Regions from separate parts of the Homo sapiens genome. Here regions 1 and 2 are each linked to region 3. The links are chromatin contacts, found by Hi-C or POLR2A ChIA-PET in ENCODE. All regions are on one chromosome and are shown on one strand. Each heading gives the region's core, a stretch centred on a gene start or an enhancer-like site at or near the end of the contact. The rest is flanking DNA. Distances are from core to core; before and after follow the strand shown. Region 1 overlaps GRIA4 (glutamate ionotropic receptor AMPA type subunit 4). Region 2 holds the start of LINC02719 (long intergenic non-protein coding RNA 2719). Region 3 holds the start of MSANTD4 (Myb/SANT DNA binding domain containing 4 with coiled-coils).

The links. A loop is a pair of places that touch in the nucleus more often than their neighbours do. ChIA-PET counts read pairs that join two places held with the same protein, here RNA polymerase II (POLR2A). Pooled maps may share reads with other maps.
Region 1: a map of endothelial cell of umbilical vein shows a loop between it and region 3 (5-fold over the local background). The contact joins the enhancer-like site here to the promoter of MSANTD4 in region 3. A Hi-C loop is called at or near these places in 3 of 168 maps with a recorded cell type or tissue (PC-3, dorsolateral prefrontal cortex and endothelial cell of umbilical vein) and 6 of 50 pooled maps. POLR2A ChIA-PET finds 5 or more read pairs at or near these places in 1 of 52 experiments (activated T-cell).
Region 2: a loop to region 3 is called in a pooled map, with 2.2 times the contacts of the local background. The contact joins the promoter of LINC02719 here to the promoter of MSANTD4 in region 3. A Hi-C loop is called at or near these places in 2 of 50 pooled maps.

Annotation. Positions count from the first base shown.
Region 1 is chr11:105,936,530-105,939,229 of GRCh38, forward strand. All of the region lies in intron 14 of GRIA4 (glutamate ionotropic receptor AMPA type subunit 4), which reads left to right. Among named protein-coding and RNA genes, the nearest start is that of MSANTD4, 84 kb to the right of the region's middle. Within about 2 kb of position 1,367, at least 5 of the 41 ENCODE cell types and tissues checked have a DNase peak (open chromatin) inside an H3K27ac peak, as active enhancers do; they include dorsolateral prefrontal cortex and endothelial cell of umbilical vein, where a contact is called at or near this core.
Region 2 is chr11:106,130,858-106,133,557 of GRCh38, forward strand. It overlaps LINC02719 (long intergenic non-protein coding RNA 2719), which reads right to left and starts at 1,259. Exons shown (of 3, transcript NR_135099.1): 1 at 1,209-1,259.
Region 3 is chr11:106,020,793-106,023,492 of GRCh38, forward strand. It overlaps MSANTD4 (Myb/SANT DNA binding domain containing 4 with coiled-coils), which reads right to left and starts at 1,448. Exons shown (of 3, transcript NM_032424.3): 1 at 170-1,448. RefSeq lists enhancers at 970-1,089, 1,920-1,989 and a silencer at 1,420-1,529.

The DNA.
Region 1 (2,700 bases), core at 117-2,616, 84 kb before region 3:
CAAAAGAAAACAGTAATCTGTCCTTCTATTTACACTTAAACAGAGAATGCAGACAAATGACTAGTTATGTTCCATTGGTCTAGGGAGTTTTAAATTTCCAGGTCTTGCTGTATGTTTAAAGTGCTTCAGAAAAATATGTCACAGAAAAGAGGAGAGAGTACGATATATAACCAGAATTGAAAATTAGGACTTGGGTATTTAATGCAGACTTTAAAACAAATGCAATAAGGATCATCTCAAACAGTAGATCTGTAACTGGACTGAAAAATATCACAGCAATGGTGACTAGCACCTGTCCTTACAGTAGAGAATGATTTACAGAGCTCTTTACCGTTCAGACTTTATTTCAGACTAGTGTTTGCTGGACATAACACAATTAAATTTAAAACCACTGATCTATCACTTACTAATAACAATGGCCAGAAATTGTTGGTTTATTGTATTTTGATATAGATTCTCCAGTTCTCAAGTGACAGAACAATTCCAGGTATATTGATCTGGAATCTTTTTTTCACATGCACAGTACAATTTATACTTCTATCAGTGCCATGGTTTTCTTTCTCCTCCCTTTCCCAGTCCCCTTGGCAATCCGAAACAATTGTGAAAACCTTTCTCTGGTTGAGAAATGTCCAAAGATTGTTTTAAAATATACAGTTTCGATGGCATTGCAATGGAATGTAAAGTTTAGAAGAAAGAGGAAGTATATTTATTTTGACTTTACTCTCAATACTATCAACACTATCAACTTTAATATACAAGTTGATTATAATATAGACATCTACTATACTATAGTATTTATGGTATAATAAAGTTGCATACATTACTGTCAAAATACTATCAACTTTGCTACAGTATCCATACTACACTGGTTACTAGACTATTGACTTTACTATGTAATAAATAAACCTGTTAAAGGTTCTTTGGAGCGAATCATCATTCGGTTGACATAGATTTACTATTAAGTAGCTGTTAGATGAGAATAACCCTTTTAAAGATATTCATAGTATCTAGTGTCTGTAAATACCTCCGGACAACAAAGCAGTGAGTCATATCTGAACACTTCCTCTGGCGCTTAGAATGATTTGTATACTTGACCCTAATGTTTGAAGCCAAGTTAAAAACTCTAGTCACCTATACTTTTATTATTCAACAGTGATAATTCTCATCCAAACTTTGCCTCCTCTAAAGAGGTTTGTGGAACTGTGTCTAAAGTAAAACAAATGTTCTGTCACTGAAAAAAAATAAAAATAAAAAGATGCTTTAAAAGAAAGCAGTTCCAATAGAACTTGCTTCAGGGGGTGAGACCTGGAAAAAATGAGGCCCAGTTGTACTTGGCAATGCCAAATTGCAGGAACCCATGGCAACAGGAACCGATCCATTGAAACCAAGCACATCATGTTTAGGTTACAACAGGCAACTCAGAGCCCCACAGCAATAGCACGGCAGGGGGAGGAAATACTCAGCATGGGAATTAGAATACCACATCTCTCATTGGACTTTTCCTTTCAGTATTGAACAAAACTACTGGCCTCATAAGACACTTGGCCTTAGCCTAGATCTACATTGGAGTGAGTAGAGTTCTATGTAGGTCAAATTATTTTTCTTCCACTTTAGAGAATTTGCTGGGGCAGGTGTATTAAACTTAGTATGCAAATTCATGTGTGAAAAATGTTATTATCCTAAGGAGCTACTTTCACATATAAAATTTGTGGGATATATACTTTAGTTCAGGAGTACTTAGAAGGTTTGTGAAGTACTTAGACGGTTTAGGAAAAAGCAGTTTGCTGGATATTTTGTGTGAGAATAATATTTTAGTCTTTTTTTGGTATTATAAACAAGTCAACTGATAGTATTTAAAGTAGATACTAGAAAAACGTAAACGTACAGAAATCTAAAGCTGAGTACTGAGTATACTTTGGCCTCAAATGAAGAAACTTTTAACATGCGTTGTGGAAATTAGTTGCAGTGGGTTGGTACACAAACACATTTATTTTAACTATTATGAAAAGAGATATATCTTTGCTTATGAATACCCTTCATTTTTAGTGCCATATTAAAAGATGCTATAGATAACTTATTTTTTGTAATCCCATTATATTTTGAGATACAGTCTGTTGGGCTAAGGATTAGACAAACACACACAACAAAAATCATTTGCATCTCTCAACATACACACACAAGCACACATAAATCTTTTCTGAGATATGCTTACAAGAGCTACCTAGTTTGCTATTAAGTATACTGGTGTTTATTGTGTGTACCAAGTATTTTGCATTTACAAACTAAGACATCGCATGGTAAAGGTATCAATGCCACTTGTGTCCCAGGGAAAAATAATTGCACAATAGAATCTATATACTGCATTCCTCTCTTTCCAGATGTTCACTACACTAGGAAGGATGAAACTTACCAGGGCCATTTTGAATTCTAAATTTTTCATTTAAATCCTTCCTATTTAATTAAAAGATAACTAAAATTACAACTCCTCATGAAGAAGGAAACAAACGTTGCTTTTTTTCTACATTTCTTTAAGACTCACAAGGCATTATACATGTTTGTGATTCTTCCCATTAGTTAAAAAAAATGCTAAAATGATTTGCCCTCAATCTTTTGACAGTTCATTCAACAAATGACTCCTGAGTGGGTTCCAACTGAGAATTTATCAGTATTTTTTAAGTCGTTCATTCTTGAGATGCTTTA
Region 2 (2,700 bases), core at 9-2,508, 110 kb after region 3:
GTGGAGCACACTTACAAGATTGGAAAAGCCCACATAACTCACACACAAAAATATTCTTCTAATTTCCTGGAACTGTTTTTTCCCCCATCACCTGCTAAACATTTATATAATGATAAAGACCTGTTTTCCATCTCCCCCCAACCAATCCTGCAATCCACAATAGTTGAAGTGGTCGGGGAGGCAGAGCAGCATTTCTTTTCTCTTTAGTTCTGGTGGAACCAATATTTTTTCTTTATACATAAAACAATTCATTGTTATACATGAGGACATTTTACTCAGTAGAATGTTGTTGAGGTTGTACATAATGTATATTCATTTTTGTAGCAATGCATTCATTTCTATGCATTGCAGTTCAATGGAGCAGCACCAGAAAGAAAGAAAAAAAAAACCCACCATCCTTAAAGCCATTTTAACAAAATGTTTTAAATTATGTTTCTTTGAGTTAATGGTTTGAAAAGAAAAATGGGGAAAGTACATACATTTTACTAGAATGAGCCATCAGAGATCTAAATAAATGAACCAAATGAGTTTGTTTGAATGCTCCCATTCACATAGGATTACACATTCAAATAAAACTGTACATTTATTTGAATATGTAATCAAGGAGTTAAACATAAGTGACACTTATTTCTAAGTGTAGCATTCCTGGTTTACACATGTGAGTACCTCAATGTGTTGTTAAAAAGCAGAAAATAGTTCTTTCTATATGCATTTTACGCAAATTTCAAAGCTATTGTTATTGTTTATCAGCTTCATTGCTCCTCAGGCACAAAGACACTTGCACATATTACCAGCAATGCTGCTGCCAAATGGAAGGCTATATTCAAGTTTCTCAAGTTGTCTGAGCCTTTGGGAAAGTCAGAGTTCATTCATTTCTTCATTTTTCATTTGACAAGTCACTATGCTAGGTGCTGAGTTACAAAGGTATTTGAATCATCTAGGCATTTTAAAGTGCTTATCTCTACTGGTTTCTGTACTATTAGTTAGGATAAATTGTCCTGGTTCATGACCCAAATGCTTTTAGGTTTCTGATCTTTTAGGCCACCCTTGGTTCTTAAGGAATAGTGAATGTACAGCATGATGCAGGCAAATGCTCATGTTAATATGATGTGGCACATGAGTACAAATGGGGACTTACAACGTAAATATTAAAAGAGTTATTAACTAAACTAACAGAGTGCTATGTAAATTACATTCTATCCTCCTACCTTGTTCCTAGCTTCACAATGGCTGAAAGACCAAGTTTGAATTTAGGAATCCTTAGTTCCTCTGGGTTCTATGCTGGAATGTGGCAGCACTGGATGTATGGCCCCTACCCTCTGGCTGAGGCCTGCGGCCTGCTCCATTCTTTGCATACCCTGGGCTCTGTCATGTATCACAAAGGGTTTTACATTCACATGGGTGGATGACATTGTCAGCACATCCAAGCTCTGTCCATCTTGTATAAATAGTTGCTCTGGACCTAGTGAAGACCAATGAAGTGAGCACACTCTGGAAGCAGTTCTGGGCTGGTTGGGAGGGAATTTTGCAGTCCCACATACCTGGAAGGTGGTCTACAACAGGGAACGTGTGAGATCTGTCCCCTTGGTCTTACCCATGGAGGAAGGCAAGAGCCTTCTTCCTATATTACTAAGTGATCTCTAGACTGCCGGCACTTGGCTGGACAACTTGTGGATGACTTAAGAAGGACTTCCCTCCTTCTTAATTATTAAAGATGTTAATACTTAAGGTGTGTTCACACCTTTCCTACAGGTGCCTTTCTGGTCCTGCTTGGCCTTTTTAGCACAACCATAACTTAACCTGGGAGCAAGAGAAAACAGAAAATAGTATAGAGGAAGAAGGCTCTAACCTTTCTTTCTTCTACCCAACTCTACCCCAATGGTGGTGACACAGATCTAGCATGAATGAATAATGTCTGGAGGAAGGCTTTGTGTTGGCTTGAGTCAGTCAGTGTGTTTGTGGTCCTCAGCAATTACCGTGCAGTAGGACACAGCTCTTTCAGGACCCAGGGGTCTTGATGACTGCTGCCTAATCTGTTCTGTTATTTCTGAACAAAATGTGGAAAAGGAAGGTGGAAGGGTGGAGGGGAAGCAACAGATGGAAACATGTTGCTAGAGAATTACAGCTACTGAGAGATTTTCAGGATTAAAAAAGAAGTAGTTTAATTTGAATATTGTTTAAAAATAATCTGAGTTGTCAAGAAAGAAAACACAGTTGACTAAACATTGATATTGAATATCTGAATGATAATAAGAAATGCATATACAGAGCTATGTAAAGCAATGCAAATATGTCAACATGACAAAAATTTGTGTGAGTAGGCGACATGAATCAGCAACATGATGATGATAATGATGATGATGATGATTATTGACATTTACTGGGTGGTTACTTTGTGCCAGACACTGTTGTAAGGGACTAGTATATAGTAACTCATTTAATCTTTATAAATCCCTTGAGGCAGACACAATTAGTGACCGAATTTTGTAGATGACAAACTGGGTGTAGAGCTGTCTAGTAATTTGGACAAGGAATACAGGTGGTAAGTGACAGAGCCAGGATCTGACTCTGGAGCCTGCACTTCTAACCTCTACACATAGAGACAGAACTATCATCATCACTGAATTAGGCTACAGTGTGCATTTTTGTTTTGTTTTGGTATGTTTTCATTTTTTCCTATTACATAAATAACAGAATGGT
Region 3 (2,700 bases), core at 198-2,697:
ATACATTTTTAACCTGACTGAAATTGATATTGGGATGCACCTTAGATACCCAGTCTTGGCTTAATTGTGTGAAAATCTTCTTCTAAAACCTTGATATTTTCTGATTAAGTGCAAGAAAGTGCCAGCATTGATGCATCTTGAGTTGTTGAAGTTCTGTAGATATGCTTACCTGGATAAAAGCCATTTCCAGAAATGTTTGTCTTCCTGTCCTCTCCTTTATATGCCGGTATCCAAGTAACAGAAGCTTGGGTTTTCTACCATCCATTCATTCCCCAATAATTTCCTCAAAAAATACTTACTGAGCTCCTACTGTGTGAAAGGCACTATTTTTGGTGCTGGGGATATAACACCTCATAAAATGTGAAAATATGTCATTTTAGATGTCAAACACTATCCCTTTTCTATTGCCTGTCATCGCTCTCTTAGCAGAAAGGATTCAACAGCTGCAGTCTCTAAAACTTACAAACCTTCTATGCCCAATCACAGAGAACAGCCATTTTCTAAAATCCCATTTCACAATCGTTCTTCACTAGTTGGAAACAGGAATGAGATGTAGTTCACTTACGTAATCCTTGTGAAGATGATGTACTGCCAATGGCATAATATAACCAGGCAACTTTTTACAAGCACTAAAACTTGAGAATGAAGTTCCTAGATACTTCATGATAAGTCAGAATTAAGAAGTCTGAGAAAAACCAGACGGCAAGTTCCGGATCAAAAAAATTTGAGGGTAAATTAGTTAAGCAGTTCAAGAAGAAAAGCATCACAAATCTACAATATCAAACCCTACCCAAATTCTCTTTAAAGTGTGGCTTTCCCCTCCCCTATATTCTTATAGGGGATTCACTTCCCTGCCAAAAAGTATGTTCTTCTCTAAAACTCGTGGTAGGTGCATAACAAGTATACTTATGGGTCGACGGTTATCAAAGTATCTTTCACCTCCCTCCCGCTGCCTCCTTTGGGACCGTCCAAAAAGAGCCCCTGGGAAGAATCGAGTTAGACTGGGCTCCCGGAAGGCCACCCAGGGGAGCAGGGGCGCGCACCTGCCTCGGCCACAATGATGAGGTTGCTGCTGGTAGGAGTCCCGGTGGGAGTCGGGGCAACCTGGAAGATCTCCTCTCTCTGGGTATTAAATGAGAGTCCCGACTGAGTGCCCAGAAACTTCTGCAGTCTTGTTTCCGTGGCCTGGGCCCTCCCCAGCCTCCCCGGTCAGGCGACAGACGCGCGTGGCACTTCTCCCGAGCGTGCAGTCCCGCTACGTCGCAGCCCTTGGACCAAACCCGGCAGCAAGCGTTGCGCCAATTGCCGCTGACCCCTCCGGGACCCTACCCACTGCGAGGGCACCCACTGGTCACGGAGCCGCCGCTTCCCTGGCCGCCTCCTCCAGCATAGAACCGCTCACCTGCGACCCCGGCGGCACCTCCCCACGGTCGCCCCAAGGGGGGTAGGAAAAAAGATGCTTCATTGATCCCCCGCCCACTAACTGGGCCCGCCCATCTCCCGCCACCCCAATGGCTCATATGGCTGCCGCTCATTTGATGAGTCTCATCCATTGGTTAGAATGGTGTAGCCATTCTGGCTGAGAGCCCGCCCTAGGCCTGGCCTCACAATGGGAATCAAGTCCCAAACCGGTTCCGGGTTAGTGCCCTGGAATTCCGCCCCCTCGTGATTCACCTCCCTGTCTGTGCCCCGTCTGTGGCGCGCAGCTCTGTCAGTCAAGTGGACTCTAGGAAGGGATTGGCCCCTAGAGATCCGCTTGCTGCGCTGTTCCAACTGATTGGGGCACTGGCCGCTGCATCTCCAAACTCGTCTCTTGTCCTTGACCCTCACCTGTTAAAAGGGCAAAGAAGAAGTAGGAAACTTGTGCTGCTCCAGTCGGGTTCTTAGGCCAGCATCACCTTCTCCTCGACCAGCTGCGACCTAATTGGCCTCAGCCATTCCTCTAAGGCTGCCCGTGCCAAAGGTCGCTGGTGACTTCCTTATGGCTAAATCTAGGAGTCACTTCTTAGTCCTTATCATACTATATACTTCCCAGAAGACATTTGAATTTTTTTTTTTTTTTTTTTTTTTTTTTACCATTCTTCACTGTTTCCCCAAATATGTGCTTCTGCTTTCTTCTCTCCCAGTCCTCCTCTATATTCAAGTTTGCAGTTGCTTATTTTCTGCCGTCTCACGTTCAGGTGTTTGTGATTAGTGCACCTTTCTTCCCGCTGCCTCTGTCCAGGCCTCTGTGGACTCACCTGAATTCCATCAGTAGCCTCCTAGCTGGTCTCCCAACATCCTGTCTGCCGGACTGTAGTTCATTCTTCACGTTGTAGCCAAAATGAGCTGCTTAAAGTTTTTTAGTGGAATCTCACCACTGGTGATACAGTACAAACTCCTTATCGAACCTGAAAAATAAGGCACCTACTTTTCCCTCAACCTTCATCTCTCGACATTATACCCACATTTCTTCTTCCTTACCCCATTCCCTTTGCTTCTTTCAGTTCCTGAACTCTACAGTGGCTACTGGGAAGTCAGTTTGCATTGCTGTGTTTCCTCCCTGCTTCTCCGCTATGCCTAGCATTCATTTTTAGAAATTCCTTTCTAAAGGAAGGCTTCCAAAATTATCTCCATTCACCCTCCCTCCACTTCCAAGTATTCCCTTCCCTGTAGGTTTGCCAGATAAAAACAGGACGCTCAGTTAAATTTGAAGTTCAG